Regions from separate parts of the Homo sapiens genome. Here region 2 is linked to region 1. The links are chromatin loops, found by intact Hi-C in ENCODE. Cell type or tissue: PC-3. All regions are shown on one strand. Each heading gives the region's core, and the rest is flanking DNA. Links, peaks and the distances in the headings are about the cores only. Region 1 has its middle 140 kb from the start of ADAMTS5. Region 2 has its middle 80 kb from the start of ADAMTS5.

What was found. Peaks named below come from ENCODE experiments on the same cell type or tissue, not always from the same donor. Only the 100,000 strongest peaks of a DNase experiment are listed, where the experiment ranks them.
Region 2: a loop joins it to region 1, with 8 times the contacts of the local background. A loop is called at or near these places in 1 of 110 quality-filtered maps.

The regions. Positions count from the first base shown.
Region 1 is chr21:27,100,997-27,110,985 of GRCh38, forward strand. No RefSeq gene overlaps it. Among named protein-coding and RNA genes, the nearest start is that of ADAMTS5, 140 kb to the left of the region's middle. In PC-3, for the core only: no CTCF peak of the experiment used is centred there; a DNase peak (open chromatin) is centred at 4,325; H3K27ac peaks cover 1,049 bases.
Region 2 is chr21:27,042,469-27,052,457 of GRCh38, forward strand. No RefSeq gene overlaps it. Among named protein-coding and RNA genes, the nearest start is that of ADAMTS5, 80 kb to the left of the region's middle. In PC-3, for the core only: no CTCF peak of the experiment used is centred there; no DNase peak of the experiment used is centred there; H3K27ac peaks cover 1,279 bases.

The DNA.
Region 1 (9,989 bases), core at 2,150-6,149:
TTGTCCCTCTCTACTTGTCTATGTCCGTGTTTCCTTTTCTTGTGAGAATACTGGTCATGCTGGATTAAGGCCCACTTTAATGACCTCATTTTAACTTGATTACCTCCACAAAGACTATTCCAGAATAAGGTTATGTTCTGAGGTATTAGGGGTTACGACTTCAACATATGAATTTTGAGTGGACACAATTCAACCCATAGCACCCCCGTGTAAGAGCTGGGAAGGGAAAGTGGCTAAGTTGTGCAAATGTGCACATTGGTTGGAGATGATTAACTTCTGGCATGTAGATTCAACACCCAAGAAGTGAAATACAATGGATAAAAATGGCTAGAAGATAAAGTTGACAGTGGCAATAACAATATGGATTAGACTTGGCAAAGTTATGAAGCAGGAAAAGTGGGTATTGAGGCATCCTCTACTTTGATGTTAGGAAATTATTTTTTAATTTTCCACTGATTTTAATTTATAAATTCTCTGATTAAAAATTTGTTATAGTCTTACCTTTCTAGGGCTTGGTTACTAGGCTATAGTACAAGTTACTATACACTATATGTAAAGAGTATTAGATTGTATTTTTGTCTTGTTACCAGATAAAGTAATGGTCATTTAAAGCTATTTCTTCCAGCCATGAAGTCAGGGTATGATTAAACAAAATTCCATAAATAACTTGATCACTATGAAATGAAATCTGTCTTCTTATGTTTGGCATTCAATTGACTACATCAGATGTTGTTTCGAAAGTCTTTTCTCAACAACAGTAAAATACACAGCCTGATATTCCCATTGAGAATAGACCAAATTCTTTTGACCTAAAACTAGAACTAGTGAGAAAGTTGTATAAAAAATTACACCCATGTTAAAATGGATACATTGCTCTTACCTCTAAATAGACAAATACTGGAAGCATTACAAATGAAGTAATGTTTTAATATTTCACAGCTCAAAAATTAAGTGCTAATGTATTTTTCCCCTGAATTTGTTGAAAACTATTTTTATTGCTTGTGGTACTCCTGAGAAAACGAAGGTTCTGGATTTTGATTCAAGATTCTAATGTGTATATTTTCTATGTCTTTGGCTTCATTGTGTTTTTTCATAGCTGACCCAGCTTTCTGCAGAAAACAGGGCAGTCAATATATTTGGAGCCTTGACTCTCTAAACTTTAACCACACAAGAAGAGACAGACTCTCTCTATTTGTTACAGTTCCTAAATACTCTAGCTTAGGACTGATATTCACCCTTGACCAATCAACTGTATCTAGGCCCGGAATCTTGGGGAAGGGCCCTGCCATCTTGGGTCAGGTGATGACTAGACTAATCCGTTATGGTCAGGGTAACAGAGAATTAATCAAGTACATTGAAGCTCACAGGAAGCACATATGTAGGTGCAAAGAGTTAGGTGGAACACGAGGACAGAAGTAAACTCCAGAGAAAAGGAAGTGCTGGCCAGGCGGGGCGGCTCACACCTGTAATCCCAGCACTTTCGGAGGCCGAGGTGGGCGGATCACCTGAGGTCCGGAGTTCAAGACCAGCCTGACAAACACGGAGAAACCCCGTCTCTACTAAAAATACAAAATTAGCCGAGCGTGTTGGTGCATGCCTGTAATCCCAGATACTTGGGAGGCTGAGGCAGGAGAATCAACCTGAACCTGGGAAGCGGAGGTTACAGTGAGCTGAGATCGCGCCATTACACTCCAGCCTGGGCAACAAAAGCTAAAATCTGTCTCAAAAAAAAAAAAAAAAAGAAAAAAGAAAAAAAAAAGAAAGTGCTGAGTAGATATCCTTCCAAGTAGGTGTTTCACAATGTTGTTTCTTTACATAATGCTGAAATTAAGTATTTATTCTTAATTCATGTATTCTGTAAACCTTTTTGAGTATCTCTGTGCCCAGCACTGGTCTAGGGTTTGGAAATGAGACAGCAAACAAAGCAAAGTCCATAATATCATGATGCTTACTTTCTGGTGTGGACATGGAGATGGGAGGCAAACACAGAAATGCATGAATAAAATACCTTGTCCAAGACGGTAAGAGTAACAGAGAAAAGTGAAAAGGGGAAAGGAGAGAAGAGAACTGAAGTGCAGTGTGGCTGCATTTTATATGAGTAATCAGCAAGCTTAAGTGATAAGGTAGCATTGAATAAAGGCCAGAGGAAAGGAAGGAGTGACCCATGAGGATCTCTGAAGAACATTCTGGTAGAGGGAATGGTTTATGGAAACAAACAAACAAAACTACAATAAACAAAAACTTGTTTTTCTCTAATCATGGTATATATATATATATATATATATATATGTAGATTAGCATGCTTTAGAAATTTACTTTTCTTTAAATAATATATAACTGGATATAAAACAAAGTGAAGATTTTACTAACATTAGGTTTGGTTAATCATACCTATAGTAACCCTCAAAGTAAAACACACACTCTATTGCCCTCCTTATCCCAGCATGATACTTACAAGAACAGAAAATAGTCCAATGCATGTTAACATTTGAAACTAAAACCTAAAAAAGAATGATAAATGATATAATACTCTTCCCACAATAGGAATTATATTTCTAATTTCTGAGATATCAAAAGAAGTAACATTTTAAAAAAAAGTTGTATATCCATCCCCTAACCTTCTCTTGATTTATGTTAGAGTTTACCTTAGAAACAAACCTAACTTTACCTTAGAAACAAATATAATTCACTGGCGATGTAGCCACTCTTGCCATGGCAACTACCATGTATGGCCAATTACTAAGATATGGCCCAGTGACTTTCAGGGACGTCTCTATACTGTACTCTGTTTACACCCATTACAGCATTGAGCAATATCACCACAGTCTTAATTTTTAAGAATGGAAAATGAAAAGAACATTTACTGAAGAAATTGGAGGCCAGGTATGGATACTTTAGTCATTACATTTGTTTAGTGACTGTTGGCTGAATAACATACCAGGCAATGTAAACAGAGTATTTGCATTTCCCCCAAGTTTTCTCCAAGACTACCATAGACATGGAGCCTCAGAGTCATGCTAAATAAATATGGTTTAAAAAAGACTGACAATCAAGAATATCAAACATTAAAGAGAGCCTGATTAAGATATCTTGGGAAATAAAAATGTTGGCAGCTGCTGGCAGTGATGTCTTTGTTACTATTTTCTAATTTCTTGCAAAGAAAGAGATGTCAATGTATCTGACAGATTCCTCTAGTTACTACTCAGACTGGTGAAGACAAACTGCCAAAAACTGTGGGTTCTTTCACTCCAATTAATTCTCCCTTCTCCTATCTCCCTTGTTGGAATTCTATCAAGGCACCATTTTGACCATTTTAAATTGAAGAGTCTGTCATCCACTTCTGTTACTTCTGAAGAATTTTGATTTCAAGTTCAAAACACAATTAAAATATTTACTAAGGTTAAACTAGTGTTTGAGTATCATGTGATATATATTTATTTGTTCTTGGAGTAAACATAACATTTATTTTTCCACAAACAACACTATTTTATAGATTTATTATTTCAGAACATATGATCTGAAAAAAGATTTTAAATAACTTTTGATATAAAATGATATCTTCAAACTATTTTAATTATCAATTACTAAAATGGCTTAGGAGTTCATGATTAGAATGTATAAAGAAAATAAGGCAACTTCGAGCTTATACTACATTCTACTAAATGATAACAAACTTTTGGAATTACTATTTGTTCTATATCAGATAGAGTTTTACATGTTATAAAACAAAAAAAAGTTGATCAATTTTAAAACAATCTTTCTATTTATGGTTAAGTTATATCATGACAAATTCCTTCTAATGCAGAGCTTTCTGATTTTCTTAGAAAATATGTTCCAAGGTTTTAATGCCAAAACAGCGAGTAAATAATACTCCTTAAGCAGTCAACTGGCACACAACTACCAATCCATCAAGAGTTACAGCAAAAGGAAGTAGAATAAGCCTTGGTATTTATAAAAGAAAGAGCAATCAACTCGGAGAGTAACTAGATCTGGCTCTTTCACTAATTGAAGCTGCAGAACAAGGACCAAGTCATTTGACACTAAAATTACCGCCCTCACAAATGCAACTCCAAGGTCACATCTCTATTTTTTTTTTCTTTAAGTTGAGGTCGGACAGGGTGGCAGAGACATTAGTACTTGTTCATTTTTAGTTTTCATTTATTGTGCATTTGAAGGTTATACTTCTCTGTCTCCTTTTAGTTAGGTGGAGCTGAAGTGATGTGTGTCACATCCAGGAAGAGCCATTTAATTGCTTATGTGAGACTCTAGCAATCTCTTGGAAATTGTAGAGGAAGATCATGTTACAAGGGAGTTGCCACAAGATTGAAACATTCTTGATTTCTAGGTCACCAAATGGAAACAAGTTGTCCTGGATAGTCACTGCGATTCACAGTAAACTTTCTATGAACAGGAAACAAACTGTAAAGGGATTAAGTCACTCAGATTGTGTTCTGTTTTGCTACTACAGCATGATTTAGGTTATCCTGATGAATTCAGATATTGGAACTAGAGTTAGTATGACACTATAAAAAAAATTTGAAACGTAAGGCACTGACTTAGTTGTTGGGCAATGTTCAGCTTCTAGGAATATGGCATGAGAGGCTATAAGTAAGACAAAGGACTGCATTAGTTACGGCACAGCAAGCACCATTGTTTTGGCTCTTTTTGTACCCCGAATTCAATGGAGGTAATGTGGAAAGGCCCAGGTGGATGGTGCATACGTGGTTGGTTTGTATCATACCCGAAGAACCCTAAGTTTAAGAAATCTGAACCTTCTCTGGGCTGCAAGTAATCTGTTTGAGCTTTGCCCCAGAGAGAGAGAGAGATTGTCTTTATTTTATTGGAAAGCAAACCAATCTACCTTCTGATCCGTAGGGAGATAATATATCCTCCAAAGCTGTTTGCATGCTAACATCCTTAAAAAATTTATCTGGAACAAAGCTAGCTGGTGCCTGTGCTCAGAAGACATGCAGAAATGTAAGAAACCCATGAGAATTGCCTCCCAACCCACTATTTCTGTTTCCTTGCTTAGTCTTTCCCAATGCATCTCAAATTCTACTTCTTCATGAATTTTTTTTCTGGACTCCACCAGTCAAGTACATTTTTCTCCTTTTAACCTTGCTGTATTTTGTGTTTCTCTTTTAAGACACATATTAGTTTGCACTTTTTCACTGTTTATGTAGTTCTTTATCACCGAATTCTGAGTATTGGAAGTTTCTGGATAGCAGATACTGTGTTTCATTCATCCTTACATCTCTTGTAGGAGATGATACATCTTTTACCTAACTCTCATCCTATGTTTTAGAAACTGTTTTACTAACATAATATAGCATGGAATTCTTATGAATCAGATAAGCAACAGTCCTAAGGGAGATACGGTCAAGGCATCAGAATACAACAAAAATACCTAAAATACCTTTTAAAGTATAATTTGCTATAGTCAAATGACATTCCTGAAATATTCAATAATGAGATATTTTTAGTAGAGTGCAACCTGAAGAAAATCTAGATAACTTTGTAATTATGTTATCTGTTATAACTAGTAGCATGAAAACATTTTTCTACCATTGCTGCTGCTACCACCAGCATTTACCTCGATCACTTTTTGCTGCTACTACCATTAGTTTGTTGCTACAGCGGGTTTTCAAATTACATGTTTTAAACTTTGTTATTTTATTTTGAGATGGAGTTTTGTTCTTAGCCACACCTGGCTAATTTTATATTTTTAGTAGAGGCGGCGTTTCACCATGTTGGCCAGGCTGGTCTCAAACTCCTGACATCAAATAATCTGCCCACCTCGGCCTCTCAAAGTGCTGGGATTACAGGTGTGAGCCACCGTGCCCGGCCACATGTTTTTAACTTTAAAACAGTGCAAAAGCAATATGCATTTAGTAGAAACCATACTTCGAATTTTGGATTTTGTTCTGTTTCCTGGCTAGCAATATATGGTACCATACCCTCTCATCATGCCGGCGAGCAGAGAAAGCTGCAGCTCCCACTCAACCACGCAATCACAAGGGTAAACAACCGACACTTCTTACTTGATATCTTCCTTAAGAACACTGCACCTGCTAAACCATCAACAAGTGTTGATGCCCCAGTGCCTTCTATCAGCTATTCTCAAGCCTCATCAGAATAAAGAGAAATTGATGACCCTGTCACTTCAGTATTTCCATCATCCAGCAGTTAATTTTAGTTCAATGCTTTAAACATTCTTCACGCCTGGTGTGCTTTCAGTTGTGTATATTCATGGTGAGTACTCATACAACCATTCTGTTTTTCACTTTCAGTACAGTATTCAACTAATTTAATGAGATATTCAACACCTTATTACAAAATAGGCTTTGTATGTAGATTTTGCCCAACTGCCGCCTATGTAAATGTTCTGATCACATTTAAAGGTAGGCTAGGCTAAGCTATAATGTTCTGTAGGTTACGTGTATTAAACATATTTTTGACTTACAATATTTTCAACTTGATGACAAGTTTATTGGGATGTAACACCATCGTAAGTAGATGAGCATCTGAATTCTATAGGGTGCTAGAAACTGTGCTATACACTTCATGATATTGTCTCTTTTATTATATTTTAGAATTTTATATAGGGATATATGGATTTTTATAATCCCAAAGGTCAGATGAAGAAACAGAGGCTACCAGAATAACCTGCCCAAATTCACGTAGTAAATAAGTGATAGAGTTGAGATTCAATTTTTTTTTTTTATTTAGTGCTTAAGGCTGAATTCTTAACTATTATCAAAGTGGCCTGTGTATGAGCTTATAAAGATTCACCAGTAAATACAACATCAACCAAGGAGGAAGGATTCTCCCATATTGATTACATTTTAAAACAAGTATTTGATTCTGTTCAACAAATTGAAGTGCCCTATTCTATTCTTAGGTACTGAGAAAGGAACTGCCATATGACTACAGATGGTCTTCACTCTTTTGATTCTTTCAGTAGTGTTTGTAGAATACCAATTTATAAATCAACTGTAAAAACAAAGAGAAAAAGAAATCAGTCAGTGGCTCTTAGAACAAGTCACAATTTTGTGATAATAAAGTACAGGATATAGTGGGTAGATTTTCCCAAATGTCAATCAATGTGGTGATAATTTTTAAGGATTTTAATAGTTGAACTTTAACATTCAAAATCAACATCAAAGTGATATCTTGATTGTTGCCTGTTGATCATGGGAAAGGATGGTGAAGAAGGTTATTAGAGAATATTTTTTGGTGAGTGCTATTGGGCATCTTAACTCTAGTGTTCTGATTTGTACAGTCATAACCATGGCATGCTAAACCAAGCTTTCTGGATTCATTGCCATTCACTGAACCATGATATATAGAGATAACATTTTTTAATGGAAGAAATTAGGTTCTGTCTCATGTCAAGGCATGCTATTTAAATCTGGTGACTTTTGAAGTATGAGACAGGTTTTTTTTCATTGGCTTTGGCTTTGGTTGTTTTTTTCCTTTATGAGAGTCTCACACTGCCAAGTTTTGAATTTTGCATGTTCAGGTTATTGGGGATTTTGTTTTTCTGAGTGCACGAAGAGTTCAAGTTTCTTAAAATAGGGAAAATTATTGCTCCCATTCCCCTCCCACTTAAAACATGCTTATAGTTCAACACTATTTGGTTTAGGTTAAAACTAAAAATAAGTTCTTTCAAGTTATGACTAAACAAGACAAATTTCTGCTTAAAACTGCTTCTTAAAAAGTCCTATTTGAGTGTAAAGAAAGTGGATGAAGAATGACTTTTGCTTTTGAAATTTAACCCTAACAAAAAATATCCTTTTCTGGAAAATAACTGCAACCCCAAACTACCAGTGCTTTCTAGGTGTGTGAGCAACTGTTAATATTAAAACCTGATTTTTGTTATTGATTTACTAGCCTTAGTCAGCATATCTCATTTTTAATTTTTCAGTCTTCAAAGTAGAGAGTTGCTTGATTTGCACACATTCCGGAGAAAGTACATCACCAGAATACGTTGGTCAAAGAATAGGAAATTTCATTTAAACAGGAGAAATAGAGTCAAGAGATCCACATTTAATACAGCATGATTTCTATAGTTAGTAACAATGTATTTATTATATTCTTGAGAAGTGCTAAAAGTAGATTTGAAGTGTTCTCACCAGAAAAAAGAATAGGTGAGGGAATGCATATGTTAATTAACTCAATTTATCCATTCTGCAGTGTATACCTCTCAAAATACTGTGTTGTACATGATAAATAAATACAAATGTTTTGGTAAACTTAAACAAATAAATGAGGGAAAAAAAAGAAAATATGTTATTCACACTCTGAACATGAAAAGGTAGTTTGAAAATGCTTTCTCAGAAACACTGTCATACTTTAATAAGGCTGAGCTCATAAAAACATTGTGAGGAAGATCAATCATTTTAGCTTCCTCTCAATTGTGCTTTTTAATGTTCCTTCTCTCCAAAGGTCTCTGCCGGCTGTTCCATCGCTATCCCAGGCCCTTCTTTTAGAAAGTCTTACTGAGATTTTTTTCTTCCTTAACAATGTTGCCTCTGGATATAGAATGTCTCCCAAGTTTTTCTTTCCATGATTCCCTTTCACCTACATCTCTTCACTTTCAACTTCCCCTCCAAAGAACCACTCAAATATAACTTTCTGATATTTTATTCACCATTCATTCACTCAGCACTTACCAATATATATTCAATGTCTACTCTGGGTTAGACACTACTGTAGGCATTGAGGATGTAGGAATATACGAGACGGTAGATCCCTGACTCAAATAAGTTTATATTCTTTATAAATAAGTAGCCAAATAAAAATAAAAGAGATTCACTAATTGTGATGGTTGCCTTGAAGGAGGTAACCATGGAGATGATGGGGAGTTACTAGATTTGGTGGTGGGTGATGGAGGCAGTGTATTAGACAGGAAGGTCAGAGAAGGTCTCTCTCAGATATTATTCTGCTTAGATTTAAAAATCTGATAAAAACCAGTTGCATTTAAAGTCAGGGGTGAACAAGGCTCAACCTGTTGCAAGAAATGTGTCCAGAGAATGGTCTACATGTGATCAAATTATATGAGATAGGATGAAAAAGTGGGGAGGATCCTACTTATAAAAATGTCTTAAAGCCATTGTAAGATGTTTGGATTTTGCCCTAAGAACGGTGATACGCTATTGCAAAATCAGTGGTTTGACAGTTCTAAAATAATGTTTTGACCTAACAGTGTAAAGTCAGGTGTATTTCTTTGTTGACAATGCATTGTCTTGATCAAATTAGTGGTCCTACCATGAATGAAATTTCAGGCAACATGCAAAGCTATGTCTCACACTGAAGTTATAGTGAGTCTGTTAAAAATGTTTCTTTAAATCTCATTAAGTAGGCACGTGGTTATTTTGCCTAAATGAGGGGTGGTCCCTTGATAGTTTTTCCTCCCAAACACTATATTTTGAGAAACATTTAAGAAATCTGGAACATGCATTGACTTTTCGTCAGCGATATCTGTGACCTTGACATAGCCTGAAAATTTTATATTAGCTTCCAAAAATTTTAATTAATTCATTTAGAAAATTCGATTACTAAATACCATTCTCAGCATAATGCTGTATAGGTTAGTATCAATCACATCACAGAAATGGTTGAGAATAGGGAAGTTCCTATCCTGAAGTAGTCTATACATAAATATTACTAAGAGCAAGTCTTATTAGAAGTAAGTGTTAAGCTATATTTTATGTTTCATGTTCATTATTGTTTTTGGAGTCTTTCTTTAAGCTCCAAGCAACATTATCATATATCTCATAGTATAAAATTGTTGTTTTAGTTGACCTTTCTGCAACCATTTCCCTAGTTCTTGCCCATTAATTTTGGTATAGATAAATATGATATATAGCTGGTGTAGATAAACAGGATACACAGGAGGTAGATGAAAGACCACTGGACCCAGGGCTGACTTCACAGATGTGCATCCAGGTCCTGTGTTCAGAAAGACCTCACTCTGCTGTCACCAT
Region 2 (9,989 bases), core at 2,945-6,944, 58 kb before region 1:
ACAGAAGATGTATGCAGTTGCTTTAAAGTAATAGATCATTTCTATATTTCTAACGTGTGCTTAAAGCTAAATACAGATTTATACAAATGCTAGCGTCTAAGAATGGATAATGCTCCAATATGCAACTGTGTTTTCCATAGCTAACTGGGTACAAATTACCATAGTTCATGAAGAAAATATTTTATTGGCATGTGCCATGTACTAGGCTATTTGCTGAGAATACATTGTTGAATTAAATATAGGTCCTGCCCTCAAAAAATAGTTCATGCTTTCTGTGATGTAGTGTGATATATAAATTCTGTTGACATTTGAAAAACAGAAAACTACTCATTTAACTGCTTTCTCAAAGAATATGTCTTCAATATTTAAACAACAAAATTTACTCTAATAGTAATTGCATCCTGTGTCAAATTGTTGAATCCCTGTAGATGACATAGTATCTGGATTAAAATTCACTGACACGAGCTAAGGACCTACTATGTGTTAGACTTTGAGGTGCTTTTGCCTACCTTATTTAATCATCTAAGCAATCAGTTTCTGTAAATAGAATTATTTCTTTCAGGCAGAAGAAATGAAATCCCAGGTTATTAAAAAGAATGACTACATTATGTTGTGGGAGCAAAGAGTAAACTGCAAAGAAGAAAACTACAAAATTTCAGTGGCTTTAAACAAAAAAATAATTCCTCATGTATACAAAATGATTAATGAGTTTGCCTTTCTCACTCAGGGTCCTTGAGTTTACTCTCTAGAACATTGCTGATTATGGTAGAAGAAAGCAATAACCTGCTTGACCTTATCCTATAGTTACTTTAACCTATAACCATAGAATACAACTGGTTATATGACTTATCCTAATTTTAAGGGGTCAGTGATCCCCTTCTTCCCGCCTATAAATAAATGTAAACCTGACATTGGTGAATAGTTGTCATGCTTAGTGGGCCTGGTGGGTACTTCCTAACCAGAGCTTAAAACAGACTGCCATATATATGGCAGGTACCTTCTGCATATACTGGCTTCATAATCAAATCCAATACTTCCCAAACACTGTCCTCAAACACTGGACCATGACTGCCTGTACTTACCAGACACAAACCTGGGATGTCATTGAGAAGGGGATTCTGGGAAACGTAGTTCCAGACCTCTTCTCTGGGATATGTAGGGAGACATAGAAGCAGGTGGGGGTAATGAAGCATTGTAGCACACTCAGGAAAATTAAACAAAACATCTTAAATTCCAACAGGAAATGTGTGGCCACACATCCCTTATGAGACCAATGTTCTATAACTGCAAGTTCAATATTATTTTTATTATGCTGGTGTTTCTTAGGCTTTATTGCAATTATAATAACACCTTACCTTGCTATTTATATCCTTTTAAATTTTTGACATTATTTTTTGCTTAGAAGCTTTTTTTTAAAAAAAAAAAATCAGTGCATGAGAAAGTAAAAGACAGCGCCAACTTAGGAAGGACCATGGTCCCAGACAGAAATAGCAGTACCCAGAACTAGAAGAGAGAATCTAGGAATACTAAGGCAGGACAGAGAGATGTATCCCTGGTCCCATGGGAATGAGAAAATTAGCAATTTGGATTAGAGAGTGAACAGTTGAAAAGCAGACACACACAGGGTTCCTGATATTCTGCCAGAATAAGAGAGCTTGAAACCACGAAGGAAAGTTCTGCCAAGGATGAGATGGGAATAGACTGACATTTGAAATTCAATGTATGAGATGATGATGGACCTGGGAGAGCCAGGCCAGGTCTGAGAAAGCAGTGCTGGTGTTGAGAAGTGGATAGATCCTTAGGATGGGGGATAGAGGTTGGGCTAAGGGACAGAGTTGGCTAGGGAGGCATGGAATTTGAAGTTAAAATTATCATGAGAGATGGTTTAGGGAAAGGTGATAAAGGAAAAGTGTGGGTTAATATTATATGGGCCTTAAGTTGTTTTTGGGGTGAGGAGTAAGAGATGGTCTTGTGACTGGGGTGTGGTGGCTGAAGCAGTGAGGACCTGGGATGCTGCTGCAGGTTAGAGAGAAAGTCTCCTACATCATATTAGAGCAGTGTTGGGTTGGGAGATCCTGCAGTAGCAGGCATCTCTGCTCTTCTGAGCTAGGACCTTGAATGGACCAGCTTCTGTTAAAACTGGGCAAGGAAAGATAACATGAATACCATTTTCTTCTTTTATTTTCTTCTTAGTGCCTCATGGTTCCCTTTCACATCAACTCCAGTCAAGGCAATAAATAAATAGTGTATAGGTAATATCTTTTAATAAGCATTAGTTTAACAACATGTGCTCTCTGATACTAAGTAAAATATTCTTTAACATTTTTGTGGTTGCAATAAATAAATGGGAAAATGTATCAAGAAGATTCTAAATTGCTCATTTTTTTACCTTTGTTTTTAGATTTTACTCCTTAATTGAAACTGATGAAAATATTCAAAAGTTTAGTCAATGGAGTGTATGAATATTATTTCAATTTATGTAATGCACAATAGAAATATGCTTAGATTATTTTTAACAAATAACATGGTAGAAAGTGCTATCAACTTTTAATCAACAGAACTCAGCTATGAATATCAGTGTGTGTGTGTGTGTGTGTGTGTGTGTGTGTGTGTGTGTGTAGGATAAGGGTATTTTCCCTGCCTTTTCTTTTCTTTTTATTTTTCTTTTGAGGAAGCAAGACTGAAATTAGCACTAAAATCTGGACCATTTACAAGGTTGCTTGGCTTTATGAAGATTGCAGATATCTAGGCCTTGGGATCCGGTGCCTTAATGCATCTTGTTTTACCCTGAGAGGCACCTCCTTTTTTAGAAATCTTGTCCTTTCAACAAAGGAAAGTCACTGAGTGGTAATTTAATCTTGAAAACTAGCTTGGATTTTCTGGCAACAAAAAAAGAGAAAAACAGTATTGGAAAAAAATAATACTTGCAACTAAAAGCTGGAGAGGAAGGGGGAAAGAACTCCTTGAAAACAATTATGACTCAGGCAGTTTCATCTGTTAAAATGCGTGGTACTAGGTGAAAGAGCTTGAGCATTGTGGGATCTTGTCACCAGCTCCAATTAGGGACCAGCCCAGAGGTCACCAAAAAGAGAAGGTAACTCACAAAAGATTTTCCTCTTTAAGAATATTTTTGTTTTTTACTGATGGAAGAATGAGTTATTTACTTGTTTTTCTAGGACTGCAATATTTTTAGAGATAAGAAAAACAGCACAATAACATTTTTATTGCTCTGGAATAAGGCATGTCACATTTTTTTCATTGGATGTAATCACGGTGTTAAGAATCTGATTGGATTGTGGTTGTTTTTGCTATTGTCACTGAATGTCATATTGGCAACATTTAAAAGCCAGATGTGTCAGGAAGTGATGTGGAAGGGAACTACTCAAAACAAATGTGCGCAGCTGACTTTTAAAATATTTATGCTTTTTTAAACAGAAAGATTATACTTTTCATTTGGATGCTTCTTAAATGATTTATTTTTTGTAATTTACTCAGAAGTAGTGTATTAGTCTGCTGAGGCTGCTATAACAAAATACCACAGATGGGGTGGTGTAAACAACAGGAATTTATTTTCTCACAGCTCTGGAGGTTGGAAGTCCAAGATGAAGATTTAGGCCATTAAGTTTTGGTGAAGTGTCTCTTCCTAGCTTGCAGGTGGCCATCTCATTATATGCGCATGTGACTTCCCTGTAGAGAAAGGGAAACCTCTCTCTCCTTTTCCTATAAGGCCACCAGTCCTATTAGGCCCCATTCTTATGATGTCATTTAACCATAATTAATTATTTTCTAAACACCCTATTTCCAAATACAATCACATAAGGGGTTAAGGCTTCAAATACCAATTTTGGGAGGACATAATTTAATCCAAAGCAAGCAGCTTACACTAAAAGTGTTAGTGTCATAATAAAGACAGGGGTAAGATGTGAAAAATGGTGACTATTCTTAGGGTTCTAGGCATTCTTTTCAGAGTAGCCCTTTCCATTTACACACACACACACACACACACACACACACACACACATACACACACACATTTAGAGAGAAAGACAGAGTAGATTGTTGCCAATGATGGACTATAAAAGTTGACTTCTTTCTTGAAAATGCATTCGTATGAAAATCTGAAAGTGACTCCAAAGATAGCATTAGAATTTGCATTGCATGGCTATTGTTAAGCTTAAGATATACAACACCTTACATTTAGGTTTCATTTACTATTTTTTAAATCTCTCTCCAGGCGAAATATTTTGTGTGATCCTTGCAATTCTTCTGATAGGAAATCTGTCCTTAGGCCTTGGCTGTGTGGCTGAGGGAACTGAGTAATAGCATAGTAGAGACAGCAGTAAATACACTGTAAAATTAGAAGTTCCAGAGAGAAGCTCCAGCTCTTCACCTGCAGGAGGTTAAATTAGTAATCTGGGATATGGGACTCTCTCTCAAACATGAGGGTGTTGTATTGAATGAAATTCCAAGGCTTCTCCTTGTTTTAAAGTTCTGTGTTTCTATGAAACACTAAGAAAATGAAGAGATTTGCTTTTAGCCACACAGTGAATTAATAAAAGTTATGAATTTAAAACTATGTTTTTCTGACTTGCAGCTCATGGAATTTTGCAGAAATATCAAAGCTCTAGCGTCAAGGTTCCTCACCCTAATTCTCTTGACATCATTGGAGTCTTATGTTTCGCTTAACTTCAATGGTTAAAACACAGAAAGGACATCTCCCTTTAAGGCTTAGTAGGAGAAAATACCTGTTTTCTGTTCTATAGAGAGTTGTGTCTTTTCTTAGAAGAGAAAAAAATGATGACTGCAGATGTTTAAGAGGGCGGCTATAAATCCAGTGAGCTATAAACAAGAATTGTGATGAGAACAAAACCCAGTGCCCTTATAGGGAAACCCAGACATGCAAAGATTTGTACATGCGCCTTGGGCTATGGTTGAGTGTTTTAAAGCTGCTTGTGGTGGTGCTAAGAGTTTGTCTGTAAAATGAGACATGAATGATATCTGGCAGAGCTGAAGCTCAAAGAACAATCTGAGGCCGCTTGTGTTTACACTTGCACAATGATAGTTGTAAGCAGATCTTTTTAAACAAGGCAGAACAATTTAGAAGGATTAAGAGATCTAAACTAAGCAGAGTGTGTGCCACAATTTTCTTCCTTTCTAAAGCTTCTTGAAATTAAGCTCCCCATGGTGATAAACCTAGAAGAAAGGGATTTTGAGAGTTCCTTTTAAGAAATTTGCTCCCTATGGGATCTTGTTGCTTGTTCCTTGAGTTTATAATGTCACTTCTTTTGTTCCATGGGGCTAATCCATTTTGGTTATTTTCCATGAGGTAGCAAATAGTTTCAATGAGGTGGCTCCCTGAGGCTAAGGTAAAAGGGCACATAGATTTTCAGTCTCATTCTTTGTTTACATATGTTCAGAATATAATGGAAAATGTCCTTCAGTTCATAAATCATCCTTGTTTTGTCTCCATTCCAAGATAAATTTAGTTTAGGAGAAGTTGCAATACCATTCTCTGTCACTTTTGATTTATGTTAGAATGAAAGAAAAACTCCAATGGTGGATCCCTTCTCTACTGCTGTCCTGGGACTTCATTTAGTATTAGGGTTGCCTTTCCAGTGAAACCACATAATTAGTCCTTTGGCTACTATATTGAACAACAATCTCAATTTCTCACATTCACCCAATGTGGGGGAGAAACTTCAGCATAATACCTTTTGCTGCTTGGAAAGAGCACATATGTTTTGATACATCAAATTGGAAGTCACTCAGAGGAGAGTCATAAGTCCATGACTAAGCTATATATCCAGATGTTTCATCACTGAGTACTTTACCCTGAATAAGAGCATGGCTCAGAATATTACTATATATAAAAACATAGGACTGATTAGCAGGTTCTTGTGGACAGGGAATTCTATATATTTATACATATATAATATACCTTATACTAACCATATAATTACACTCCTATAATACAAGTGATAAATTAATATATTATATATAATAGAAACAATAAAATTAGATTATTGTCATAATATTCATACAATTATGTAGATCTCATTCAATGAACTGTTTTTTGAGTAATTTTATTAATTTAGCTCTCATGTTGACACTGCTAAAGATACAAAAGAAGGGTATGACAGTCCCCGATTCATCCAGAACTCTTAAAATGAAAGTGTTATATATGGTTCCACCAGGCTAGAGGGATATAATACAGCTAAATCGCTTGAATAATTTTTTTTTTTTTGAGACAGGGTCTTGCTCTGTTGCTAGGCTGGAGTACAGCAGTGACATTACAGCTCACTGCAGCCTCAAACTCCTAGGCTCAAGCAATTAGGCTCAAGCGATTCTCCCACCTCAGCCTCCCAAGTAGCTGGGACTGCAGGCACATGCCACCACGCCCAGCAAATCTGAGTAATTTTCATCAAGAAAAGAATAAATTTGCGATTTACTTTTTCAATGTGATTACTTTTTAAGATTGTCAATATAAATTGATGTATAACATTTTACTGCCCCAATAGCTTTCTCTCTCTCTCCCTACCTTACCCGACATCCCTGCATCTTTCTTTTCATTTCTTTTCTTCTTTTTTTTATTGATAATGTTCTAGGCAACCTCTGGTGTTATGCGGAGTTAGGTAGGGCAGGTAGGCTTCAATTGCTTCTGCCTCACCACATCAGTCCCCCTAAGTAGTTCAGAGACCTTTCTGTATGTTCTTTGTTACTGCCCTTCCTAACATGAATGCTCAGCTCAACTTTACTACAGTGAGTACAGTTGCCTTCTTCTATCATATTGATATGGAAGGGAAGTGCTGGGAAGGGAAGAGTGTGGTCCCTTTAAATGATACAGAACAGGGAAGGGAAGGGCATGGTCCCTGGCTGGGGCTCCATCTCCCAGGCCTGTGCCCACAGACCTAGGTGAGGACAGGTATTTTTGTTTTCCAGTCCAGATATTTCATTTCCCAAGACCACTCTGACCTGCCACGCCACCCATCTTGTGCCTATGAAAACTCTGGAGACCCTAGCAGGCAGGCACACAAGTGGCTGGACATCAAGAGGAGCGGATCGGTGGAAGAAGATACAGGTAGCTGGACGTCGAGAGCAGCACATCAGTGGAGGAACAGATGGGCAGTTGGATGTGGAGAGGAGCGCATCAACAGGCACCGATACACTGGCAGGCCACCGACCAGCAGAAGAACAATGCAGAGTTTGACTTGGGGCAGTAGGAGGAGAGCCCAGTGCCATGTGGCACTGAGAAGAATGTATATACTGTTGATTTGGGGTAGACAGTTCTGTAGACATCTACTGGTTTCACTTGATCCAGTGCTGAGTTCAAGTCCTGAATATCCTTGTTAATTTTCTGTCTGGGTGATCTGTCTAATACTGACAGTGGAGTGTTAAAGTCTCCCACTATTATTGTGTGGGAATCTAAGTCTCTTTGTAGGTTTCTAAGAACTTGTTTTATGAACTGGGTGTCCTGAGATATCCTGAGATATCTTGTATTGTGTGCGTGTATATTCAGAATAGTTAGCTCTTCTTGTTGAATTGTTCCCTTTACCATTATGTAATGCCCTTCTTTGTCTTTTTTGATCTTTGTTGGTTTAAAGTCTGTTTCTTCAGAGACCAAGATTGCAAGCCAAGCTTTTTTATTTGCTTTCCATTTGCTTGGTAAATTTTCCTCCATCCTTTTATTTTGAGCCTGTGTGTGTCATTGCACATAAGATGGGTCTCCTGAATACAGCACACCGTGGGTCTTGACTCCTTATCCAATTTGCCAGGCTGTATCTTTTAATTGGGTCATTTAGCCCATTTACACTTAAGGTTAGTATTGTTATGTGTGAGTTTGATCCTCTCATCATGATGCTATTTGGCTATTTTGCACACTAGTTGATGCAGTCTCTTCATAGTGTCATTGGTCTTTATATATTGATGTGTTTGTGAATGGCTGGTACTGGATTTTCCTTTCCACATTTAGTGCTTCTTTCAGAAGCCCTTGCAGGGCAGGCCTGGTGGTAATGAAATCCCACAGCATTTGCTTGTCTGGAAAGAATTTTATTTCTCCTTTGCTTATGAAGCTTAGTTTGGCTGGATATGAAGTTCTGGGCTGAAAATTCTTTTCTTTAAGAATTTTGAATATTGGTCCCCAATCTCTTTTGGCTTGTAGAGTTTCTGCTGAGAGGTCCACTGTTAGTCTGATGGGCTTCCCTTTGTAAGTGACCTGGCCTTTCTCTCTGGCTGTCCTTAATAGTTTGTCCTTCATTTCGACCTTGGAGAATCTGATGATTATGTGTCTTGCGGTTGACTTTCTCATGGAGTATCTTAATAGTGTTCTTTGTATTTCCTGAATTTGCATGTTGGCCTGTCTTGCTAGGCTAGGGAAGTTCTCCTGGATAATATCCTGAAGCGTGTTTTCCAGCTTGTTTCCATTCTCCTCATCTCCTTCTGGTACTCCAATCAATTGTAGGTTCAGTCTTTTCATTGAAGTCCCTTATTTCTGGGAGGCTTTATTCATTCCTTTTCATTCTTTTTCTTGTATGCATACCTTATTTCAGTAAGGTGGTCTTCAAACTCTGATATCCTCTCTTCTGCTTGGTTGATTCAGCTATTGATACTTGGGTATGTTTCAGGAAGTTCTTGTGCTGTGTTTTTCAGCTCCATCAGGTCATTTATGTTCCTCTGTAAACTGGCTATTCTAGTTAGCAATTCCTCTAACCTCTTATCAAGGTTCTTAGCTTCTTTGCATTGGGTTAGAACATGCTCCTTTAGCTCATCACAGTTTTTTATTACCCATCTTCTGAAGCCTACTTCTGACAGTTCATCCATCTGTTCTTCCATTCAGGCACCCTTGATGGAGAGATGTTGTGATCATTTGGAGTAGAAGAGGTCCTCTGGCCTTTTGAGTTCTCAGCATTTTTTTCTTTGATTCTTTCTTATCTTTGTGAGTTTGTCTAGCTTTGGTTTTGAGTCTACTGACCCATGGATGGGGTTTTTGTGGGGGCCTTTTGTTGTTGTTGATGCCATTGTTGCTGCTTTCTGCTTGTTTGTTTTTATTTCAATAGTCAGGTCCCTGATTTGTAGGGCTGCTGCAGTTTGCTGGGGATTTGCTTCAGGCCTTATTCATCTGATTCACGTTCCCCATGTGGCTCTTAGGTGGGCCACCGCACCACACTGTTCTTCCTTCTCTTCATGGGTCATGCCAGACTTCTAGTCAATTTTGATGAGAGAAACTGGATACCTTGGTTGCCAGTGAAGGATTCACATGCATATTATGGTATTTTTCGATGGGAGTCTCTGAACACAGCTGCTTCTAGTCTGTCATCTTGGCCTCACCAATATTGCTGATTTTCATTTAGCTGTAAAAATAACATCATTTCCTCTAATTTTAAGAAAGGACAATGGGGAAAAAGTATTTTGAATCTATCCCATGTGTTCCCATTATAAATGTTCTGATGGTTAATACCAAGTGTTAACTTGATTGGATTGAAGGATACAAAGTATTGATCCTGGGTGTGTCTTTGAGGGTGTTGCCAAAAGAGATTAACATTTGAGTCAGTGGGCTGGGGAAGGCAGATCCATCCTTAATCTGGTAGGCACAATCTAATCAGCCACCAACAAATATAAAAGCAGGCAGAAAAATGTGAAAAGGAGAGACTGGCCTAGCCTCCCAGCCTACATCTTTCTCCCATGCTGGATGCTTCCTGCCCTCGAACATAGGACTCCAGGTTCTTCAGTTTGGGACTTGGACTGGCTCTCCTTGCTCCTCAGATTGCAGACAGCCTACTGTGGGACCTTTTGCTCATGTAAGTTAATACTTAATAAACTCCCCTTTATATATATATATACACACACATATATATACACACAGAGGCATATATACATATACACACATATATACATATACATATATACACACATATGCATATACATATATACACACATATACATATACATATACACACACATATACATATACATCTACACACACACACATAGGA